2 separate regions of the Homo sapiens genome follow, and region 1 is linked to region 2. A link is an interaction called in ENCODE POLR2A ChIA-PET data of the cell type or tissue named here. Cell type or tissue: Panc1. All regions are shown on one strand. Each heading gives the region's core, and the rest is flanking DNA. Links, peaks and the distances in the headings are about the cores only. Region 1 has its middle 83 kb from the start of RNU6-1. Region 2 has its middle 49 kb from the start of PIAS1.

Region 1 (4,391 bases), core at 338-4,337, 82 kb after region 2:
TGGAAATACCTTCTGAAAATTAGGCACTGGTCCAAGAGCAAGATCTGGGGACAGGAAAAGGCAAGAAAGGAAAAGATATCCGGTGGGTGAAGAGGGAAGGCCCGGAACGGGAGGCAGGCGAGGAAGTCTTTGTAGACTTCCTACATTGCCACGGGAAAGGGTGGCGTGGGCACTGGATGGCAGCATATTGACAGCATCTTTTATTTCAGGACTGTGATGCAGTTGCCATCCAGAAGCTCTCTGGGGCTGTGACCCAGACTCTTCAAATTACAAAACAATTTTTAACAAAACCACAGCACATGCTTTGGTGCTGGATATTCTTTTACAGAAGAGGCTGACAAGAAAAATTTTTTTCAAATTCCTTGAGAAAGCCCACTTCTCCCATGATATAGTTTGGATATTTGTCCCCTCCAAAACTCAAGTTGAAATGTAATCCCCAATGTTGGAGGGGGGCCTAGTGGGAGCTGCTTTGGTCATGGGGGTGGACCCCTCAGGAATGTCTTGGTGCCCTCCCCATGGTAATGAGTGAGTTCTCACTCTGTTACCTTGATCTCTGATAGTTTAAAAGGAACCTGGCACCTCCTTCTCTCTCTCTCACCCTGTGACAAGCCTGCTCTCCCTTCACCTTCCACCATGATTGTAAGCCTCCTGAAACTCTCACCAGAAGCAGATGCTGGCACCACACTTCCTGTACAGCCTGCAGAAACATGAGCCAAAATAAACCTCTTTTCTTTATAATTTACCGAGCCTCAGGTATTCCTTTATAGCAGCACAAGAACAGACTAACATATCTTATACTCCATGGGTTAACATAATGGTCAGCCCCTATCAACTGTGTTTTTGAGCAACCTTGTAGTTAGCTTCTGGCATGAGTAGGAGGCCCAGGGTTGAGGAGGAGGGGCCATGTGTCTAATGCCTTCAGGTGACAAACTCAATCTCTGCTTACATCAGTCAGCACAAGTGGGGAGTTCCCAAGACAGGGACCTTAAGGGTTATCTACAATGAGGCCCCATGCAGGGCTACCCTTTTTCTCACCAGTGTATACCATTTGTGTCTCCCCACCTTGGGCTCATTCACTTCCACTTCACTACAGTACCTCTAGGCTGCTTCTGGGGCCTCTACATTTTCCTCCCTCCTGAATTAACTTTTTTTCCTAAAAATATTTAGCTGCTGGTCCTGGTATTTCCTGCTGCATTATCTAGAGCAAATTTAATTCTTCTCCCATATGACAGCTCTTTACATATCTAAAGATGTAGCCCTGTCTTCCAGAGGCTTCTCTTCTTTGAGGTAAACATCTTAAATCCTTTATGCTTTTCCTAGATAACAGCTGAGCCTCCAAACCCCACAAGTTGAGTCTCTCTACCTTCTTTCCTTTTTGTCTGTCTCCCTTATATTAGGAATATTTTGGCAGCAGGCGACAGAAGTCCAATTCAAATCAAAATAAGATGAAATAAACAAATAAATGGGAAGACGTTGAGAAGTTATTGGCTCACAAAGCTGAAAAGTCCAGGAAATGGATCTCTGACTTCGGGCATGGCTGGTTTCAGGAGCTCAAATAATGTGATCAGGGCTTTATTCCCTTTTGTCCATCTCTGAACTCTATTTTCTTCTGTGTTGTCTTCATTCTCAAATATAAGATTTCAACGTAGTGAGGCATCAGAACTCCAGGCTCACATTCTCCCAGTTTTGTAGGCTCAGTGTAATGATTGCAACAGAAGTCTCATGCCTGGGTCTTATTGGCAGGCCTGGGTTACTTATCTTGCCTTGAAGCCAGAGGATGAGATGGATCCTTTATAACCACACAGACTGAGAATGGGGAAGGGAGATATCCCAAAGGAAAATCCCACTGCTAATATCAGAAGAAGGGGAGTAAATGTTGGGCAGGGAAAACAAAACAAAACAATGAAAACAGATGTCTACTCCACCACTCTAACCCCGTCAGCTGCACCACTCTAACTCGCTTCGCTGCCTTATCTTCCTGTCCCCCAAAGTGTTTTGCACAGCGGGAGCTAAAAATTACTTTCTAAATGGACACATCGTGTTCAGAAAAGAAGGCCAACTCTATGCAAAAAAAGGAGATTGTCCCAACAGGAGGCAAATTACTCAACAAATATTTGAGTACTTATTCTGTGCCCAGGCACTGTTCTAGATGAACAAGCAAAACAGACAAAGCTCTTGCCCCCAACGACCTTACCTTTTGGGTAGTCGGGAGAGCAGACGATAAAAAGCGAATGACCAAACAAATGTATAAAATGGCAGGTGATATGCAGCTACAACATGGATGAAGCTTGAAGACATTCATTATGCTAAGTGAAATAAACCAGAGACAAAGGGACAACTATTACATGATTCTACTTATATGAGGTACTGAGAGTAGTCAAATACATGGAAGCAAAAAGTGGAATGATAGTTGCCAGGGGCTGGGGAGAGGAACATATTGTTATTGTTTATTGAGTACAGAGTTTCAGTAGGGGATGATCAAAAAAGTTCTGGAAATAGATAATAGTGGTGGTTGCACAACAATGTAAATGCACTTAGTGCCAATTAAATGTGTAGTTAAAAATGGTTAAACAGCACTTTTGGAGGCCGAGGTGGGCAGATCACAAGGTCAGGAGTTTGAGACCAGCCTGACCAACATGGTGAAACCCTGTCTCTATAAAAAATACAAAAATTAGCCGGGCCTGGTGGTACACACCTGTGATCCTAGCTACTCAGGAGGCTGAGGCAGGAGAATTGCTTGAACCTGGGAGGCAGAGGTTACAGTGAGCCAAGATTGCACCACTGCACTCCAGCCTGGGCGACAGAGCGAGACTCCATCTCAGGAAAAAAAAAAAAAAAGGTTAAAAAGATAAATATATTTAACCACAAAAATGTAAAAGCCAGTGATAATAAGTGCCATAAAGAGGCCAGGTGTGGTGGCTCATGCCTGTAACCCAGGCACTTTGGGAGACTGACATGGGCAGATCACTGAAACCCAGGGGACCAGCCTGGGCAACATAAGGAGACCTCATATCTACAAAGACCAGCCTGGGCAACATAAGGAGACCTCATATCTACAAAGACCAGCCCGGGCAACATAAGGAGACCTCATATCTACAAAAAAATTTAAGAATTAGCCAGCCATGGTGGTGTATGCCTATAATCCCAGGTACTTGGGAGGCTGAGGTGGGAGGATCTCCTAAGCCTGGGAGGTTAAGGCTGCAGTGAGCTATGACCTCACCACTGCATTCCAACCTGGGCAAGAGAATGAGGTCCTGTCTTTAAAAAACAAAAAAAAAGGCCGGGTGCAGTGGCTTACGCCTGTAATCCCAGCACTTTGGGAGGCCGAGGTGGGCGGATCCCCATGTCAGGAGATTGAGACCATCCTGACTAACGTGGTAAAACCCCGTCTCCACTAAAAATACAAAAAAAATTAGCTGGGCACGGTGGCAGGCACCTGTAGGTCCCAGCTACACAGGAGGCTGAGGCAGGAGAATTACGTGAACCTGGCAGGTGGAGCTTGCAGTAAGCCGAGACCACGCCACTGCACTCCAGCCTGGGTGACAGAGCAAGACTCTGTCTCAAAAAAATAAAATAAAATAAATAAATAAATAAATATTTTGTTATGTTTGCTTCATCTTTTTGCTGAGCTTTTGAAAGCAAATTTTCAGACATCATATTTTATAATTCAATATGAATCTCTAGAAAATACATTTCCTACATAACCGTAATGCTATTATTGCACCTAACAAAATTAATAATTTTTAAATTTCTTTACTCAGATTTCCCCAATAGTCCACAAATGTCTTTTTACAATTGGTTTGCTTATATCGTGACCACACATTACAACTTTTGATATGCCTCCTAGTTTTTTTTTTTTTTTTTTTTTTGACAGTCTCACTCTGTTGCCCAGGCTGGAGTGCAGTGGCATGATCTCGGCTCACTGCAACCTCCGCCTCTCGGGTTCAGGACTACGGGCGCATGCCACCAGGCTGAGCTAATTTTTGTATTTTTAGTAGAGACAGGGTTTCACAGTGTTAGACAGGATGGTCTCAATCTCCTGACCTTGTGATCCACCCACCTTGGCCCCCTAAAGTGCTGGGATTGCAGGTGTAAGCCACCACACCTGGCCTGCCTCCTAAATATTTTTTAATGTAGTAGGAGAGTCCCTACCTATCCCTTTGCCTTGTGTTTTCATGCTGTTGACTATTAAAGAGGTTAGTGCAGTTGTCCTATGGAATGTCCACAAATGTTCTGAATTTGTGACTTACATTTTTAAAGACCCCTTTGCTTCTCTGTGGAAAATACACTGTAAAAGGACAAAGATTGAACAAGGATAGAAACAAAGACCAATTGGGGGCACTGCAATAGGAACAAACTAAGTTCACAAGGACAAAGAGGACAAGAATGGA
Region 2 (4,375 bases), core at 376-4,375:
AGGTTCTGTGATGCCCCACAAGCTGCAAAAACCAGCAAGTTTTTATTAGGGATTTTCAAAAAGGGAGAGAGTGTGCGAATAGGTGTGGGTCACAGACATCAAGTACTCTACAAGGTAATAGAATATCACAAGGCAAGTGGAGGCAGGGTGAGATCACAGGACCACAGGACCGAGGCGAAATTAAAATTGCTAATGAAGTTTCGGGCACCATTGTCATTGATAACATCAGGAGACAAGGTTTTGAGAGCAACCGGTCTGACCAAAATTTATTAGGCAGGAATTTCCTCTTCCTAATAAGCCTGGGAGCACTATGGGAGACGGGTCTATTTCACCCCTGCAGTCTCGACCATAAGAGATGGCTACGCCCAAGGGGGCCGTTCATAGGCCTACCCCAAGGTGCGCATTCTTTCTCAGGGATGTTCCTTGCTGAGAAAAAGAATTCAGCAATATTTCTCCCATTTGCTTTTGAAAGAAAAGAAATATGGCTCTGTTCCGCCCGGCTCACTGGTGGTCAGAGTTTAAGTTTATCTCTCTTATTCCCTGAACAATTGCTGTTATCGTGTTCTTTTTTCAAGGTGCCCAGATTTCATATTGCTCAAACACACATGCTATACAATTTGTGCAGTTAATGCAATTATCACATGGTCCTGGGGTGACATACATCTTCCTCAGCTGACAGGATTAAGAGATTAAAGTAAAGACAGGCATAGGAAATCAGAAGGGTATTGATTGGGGAAGTGATAAGTGTCCATGAAATCTTTACAATTTATGTTTAGAGATTGCAGTAAAGACAGGCATAAGAAATTATAAAAGTATTAATTTGGGGAACTAATAAATGTCCATGAAATCTTCACAATCCACGTTCTTCTGCCATGGCTTCAGCCAGTCCCTCCATTTGGGGTCCCTGACTTCCCGCAACACATTCCCATTCCAAAGGGGAGAAATCAGTCAAAAGAAAAGGGCTACAGGCCCCACACAAGTCCAGAACGCAGAAGGGCAGTCATTAAATCTTAAAGCTCCAAACTCATCTCTTTTGACTCTATGTACTACATACAGGGCACACTGATATGAGGGGTAAGCCCCCAAGGCCTTGGGCAACTCTGCCCCTGTGGCTTTGCAGGGTTCAGCCCCGAGGCTGCTCTCATGGGCTAGAGTTGAGTGCCTGTGGCTTTTCCAAGCTGAGAGTGCAAGCTGTGGGTGGATCTACCATTCTGGGGTCTAGAAGACTGTGGCCCTCTTCCCACAGTTCCACTAGTCAGTGCCCTAGCAGGGACTTTGTGTGGGGCCTCCAATCCTATATTTCCTCTTGACACTGCCCTAGAAGAGGTTCTCTGTGAGGGCTCCACTCCTGCAATAGGCTGCTTCCTGGATGCCCAAGCTTTTCCATACATCCTCTGAAATCTAGGCAGAGGCCACCAAGCCTCCACCACTCTCACACTCTGTTCAACTGCAGGCTTAACACCACTTGGAAGCCACCAAGGCTTACAGCTTGCATTATTCAAAGTGGTAGCCTGAGCTGTACCTGGGCCCCTTTGAGCCATGGCTGGAGCTGAAGGTGGGGAACAGTGTTCCAAGGCTGTGCAGGACAGTGGGGCCCTGGGCCTAGTCCGTGAAAGCATTCTTCCTTCCTAGGTCTCTGGGCCTGTAATAGGAGGGGCTGCCATGAAGATCTCTGAAATGCCTTTGAGGCCTTTTCCCCCATTTTCTTGGATATTAGCTCTTGACTCCCTTTTAGTTAGGCAAATATCTCTAGCAAGTAGTTCCACAGCCTGCTTGAACTCCTCCCCTAAAAGAGCTTTTTCTTACTTTGCCACATGGCCAGGCTAGAAATTTTCCAAACTTTTATGCTCTGCTTCCCTTTAAAATATATATATATATATTCCAACTTTAAGTCATTTCTTTGTTCCTGAATCTGAGTACAGGTTGTTAGAAGCAGCCGTGCCACATATTGAACACTTTGTTGCTTAGAAATTTCTTCCACCAGGTACCCTAAATCATCACTCTGAAGCTCAAACTTCCACAGATCCCTAGGCCATGAATAGAATGCAGCCAATCTCTTTGCTGAGGCATAGCAAGGGTGACCTTTGCTCCTGTTCCCAATAAGTTCCTCATTTTCCTTCATCTTCCTGTCTTCTTCTGAGCCCTCCAAACTCTTCCAACTTCTGCCTGATACCCAGTTCCAAAGTTGCTTCTACATTTTCAAGTATCTTTATAGCAATACCTTACTCCTTAGTATCAATATACTGTGTTAGGCCATTCTTGCGTTGCTATAAAGAAATACCTGATACTGGGTAACTTATAAAGAAAAGAAGTTTCATCAGCTCATGCTTCTGCAGGCTATACAGGAAGCATGATGCCAGCAGCTTCTCAGCTTCTGGGAAGGCCTCAAAGAGCTTTTTCTCATGGCAGAAGACAAAACAGGAGGAGGCATGTCACACAGCAGAGCAGGAACAAGAGAGAGTTGGGGAGGAAGGTGGCACACACTTTTAAACAACCAGATCTTGTAAGAACTCACTCACTGTTGGCCAGGCATGGGGGCTCACACCTGTAATCCCAGGACTTTGGGAGGCCGAGGCAGGCGGGTCACAAGGTCAGGAGATCGAGACCATCCTGGCTAACATGGTGAAACCCTGTCTCTACTAAAAATACCAAAAAATTTAAAAAAATAAATTAAATAAATAAAGATAAAAATACAAAAAACTAGCCAGGCGTGGTGGTGGGCGTAGCTACTCGGGAGGCTGAGGCAGGAGAATGGTGTAAACCCGGGAAGCAGAGCTTGCAGTGAGCTGAGATTGTGCCACTGCACTCCAGCCTGGGCAACAGAGCAAGACTCCGTCTCAAAAAAAAAAAACAAAAAACAAAAAAACAAAAAGCCAAAAAGAAAAAACAACAACAGAAACCTCACTCACCGCCATGCGGACAGCACCAAATGGATGGTACTAAACCATTCCAGGGAAATCCACCCCCATCATCCAATCACTTCCCACCAAGCCCCACCTCCAACACTGGGGATTACAATTTAGCATGAAATTTAGAGGGGACACATATCCAAACTATATCAGGGCCTGACCATTTTAACCTGATCTGGAACAACTCTGCCAGGCACTACTTCCCACAGATTTCCCCACCTGGTTGGCAGGCTTTATCAAGCCTGGATTGCAATTTTACTTCTTCCTTTGTTCATCCTCCTTTCTCTCCTTCCTTTCATGGCTGTTGATCCCTAATAAACTCTTCCTCATGGTCTGCTTCCAGAGAGGCCAAGCTTAGGAAATTGAACATATCCTTCTGCCCACCTAGATTTCCCATCTCCTACCATCTCTTTCTGCCCCAATCCAGCCCACCCTTCAGACACCACCTCTTCTGAGAAGCCTTTCCTAGTTGCCGCATTCAGATGTGTTCTATCCATCTGGTAAAGACGGTATGCCTCTTGTATTGAATTCGCCTCATTCTCCCTAATATTGTAGCTATTTGTGAGCTTCACCACCTCCCACCCATAGGCTCTTGGAGTACTAAGCCTATTTTTGTGTTTTTTTTTTTTTCCTCCAATGCTCTGCTCAACCCTTAGTGAATGATTGATAATATTCTCAAATCCTTGGGAGAATCAGACAGTATTCTCCTAGTGAATACAAATCACTAAAGCTCTTAAAAATGTGTTTTTCCCTTTGGTACTGATCAGTTTCATTAAAAATTTGTTTTTATTGAAGAAGACAGGATAAAAAATGAATTTTAAATTACCAAATGTTTGCAAAATTGTTTAATCCTTGCTGCTAGACTATAAGCTCCTTGACAACAGTGAATATATCTTATGAACGTATTCACATCCCTCTCAAGCATGATCATGATTGCGGGATAGGGGCTAAACCCGCCAGGTCTGCAGTCCACTATGCCAGGGGCCACGTCTTGATTCCATCACTGCTACCTGCACAACCTTGAGCAAGTCAATTCACTCATTTAACTTTCAGTTTTTCACTTGCAAAATGAGAATAAATGCTGGGCGTGGTGGCTCATGCCTGTAATCCTAGCATTTTGGAAAGCTGAGGTGAGAGCAATGCTTGAGGCCAGGAGTTTGAGACCAGCTTGGTCAATATAGCGGGACCTTGCCTCTACCAAAAAATGTTAAAAATTAGCCGGGCATGCTGGTGCATGCCTGTAGCTCTAGCTACTCAAAAGGCTGGGACAGGAGGATTGTTTGGGCCCTGGAGTTCAAGGCTGCAGCGAGCTATGATTACGCCACCGTATTCCAGCCTTGGGTGACAGAGCAAGATTATGTCTCTTAAAAAAAAAATAGTGGAAATAATATCTGCCTCATGTGGTTTTTGAGGGCTTAAATGACATAACTCATATAAAGTACAGTGTCTTGGTAAGGTAAATATTT

What was found. Peaks named below come from ENCODE experiments on the same cell type or tissue, not always from the same donor. Only the 100,000 strongest peaks of a DNase experiment are listed, where the experiment ranks them.
Region 1: POLR2A ChIA-PET joins it to region 2 with 6 read pairs; 5 of 35 experiments call an interaction of 5 or more read pairs at or near these places.

The regions. Positions count from the first base shown.
Region 1 is chr15:67,921,106-67,925,496 of GRCh38, reverse strand. No RefSeq gene overlaps it. Among named protein-coding and RNA genes, the nearest start is that of RNU6-1, 83 kb to the right of the region's middle. In Panc1, for the core only: no CTCF peak of the experiment used is centred there; no DNase peak of the experiment used is centred there; H3K27ac peaks cover 3,215 bases.
Region 2 is chr15:68,003,245-68,007,619 of GRCh38, reverse strand. No RefSeq gene overlaps it. Among named protein-coding and RNA genes, the nearest start is that of PIAS1, 49 kb to the left of the region's middle. RefSeq lists an enhancer at 1-445. In Panc1, for the core only: no CTCF peak of the experiment used is centred there; no DNase peak of the experiment used is centred there; H3K27ac peaks cover 269 bases.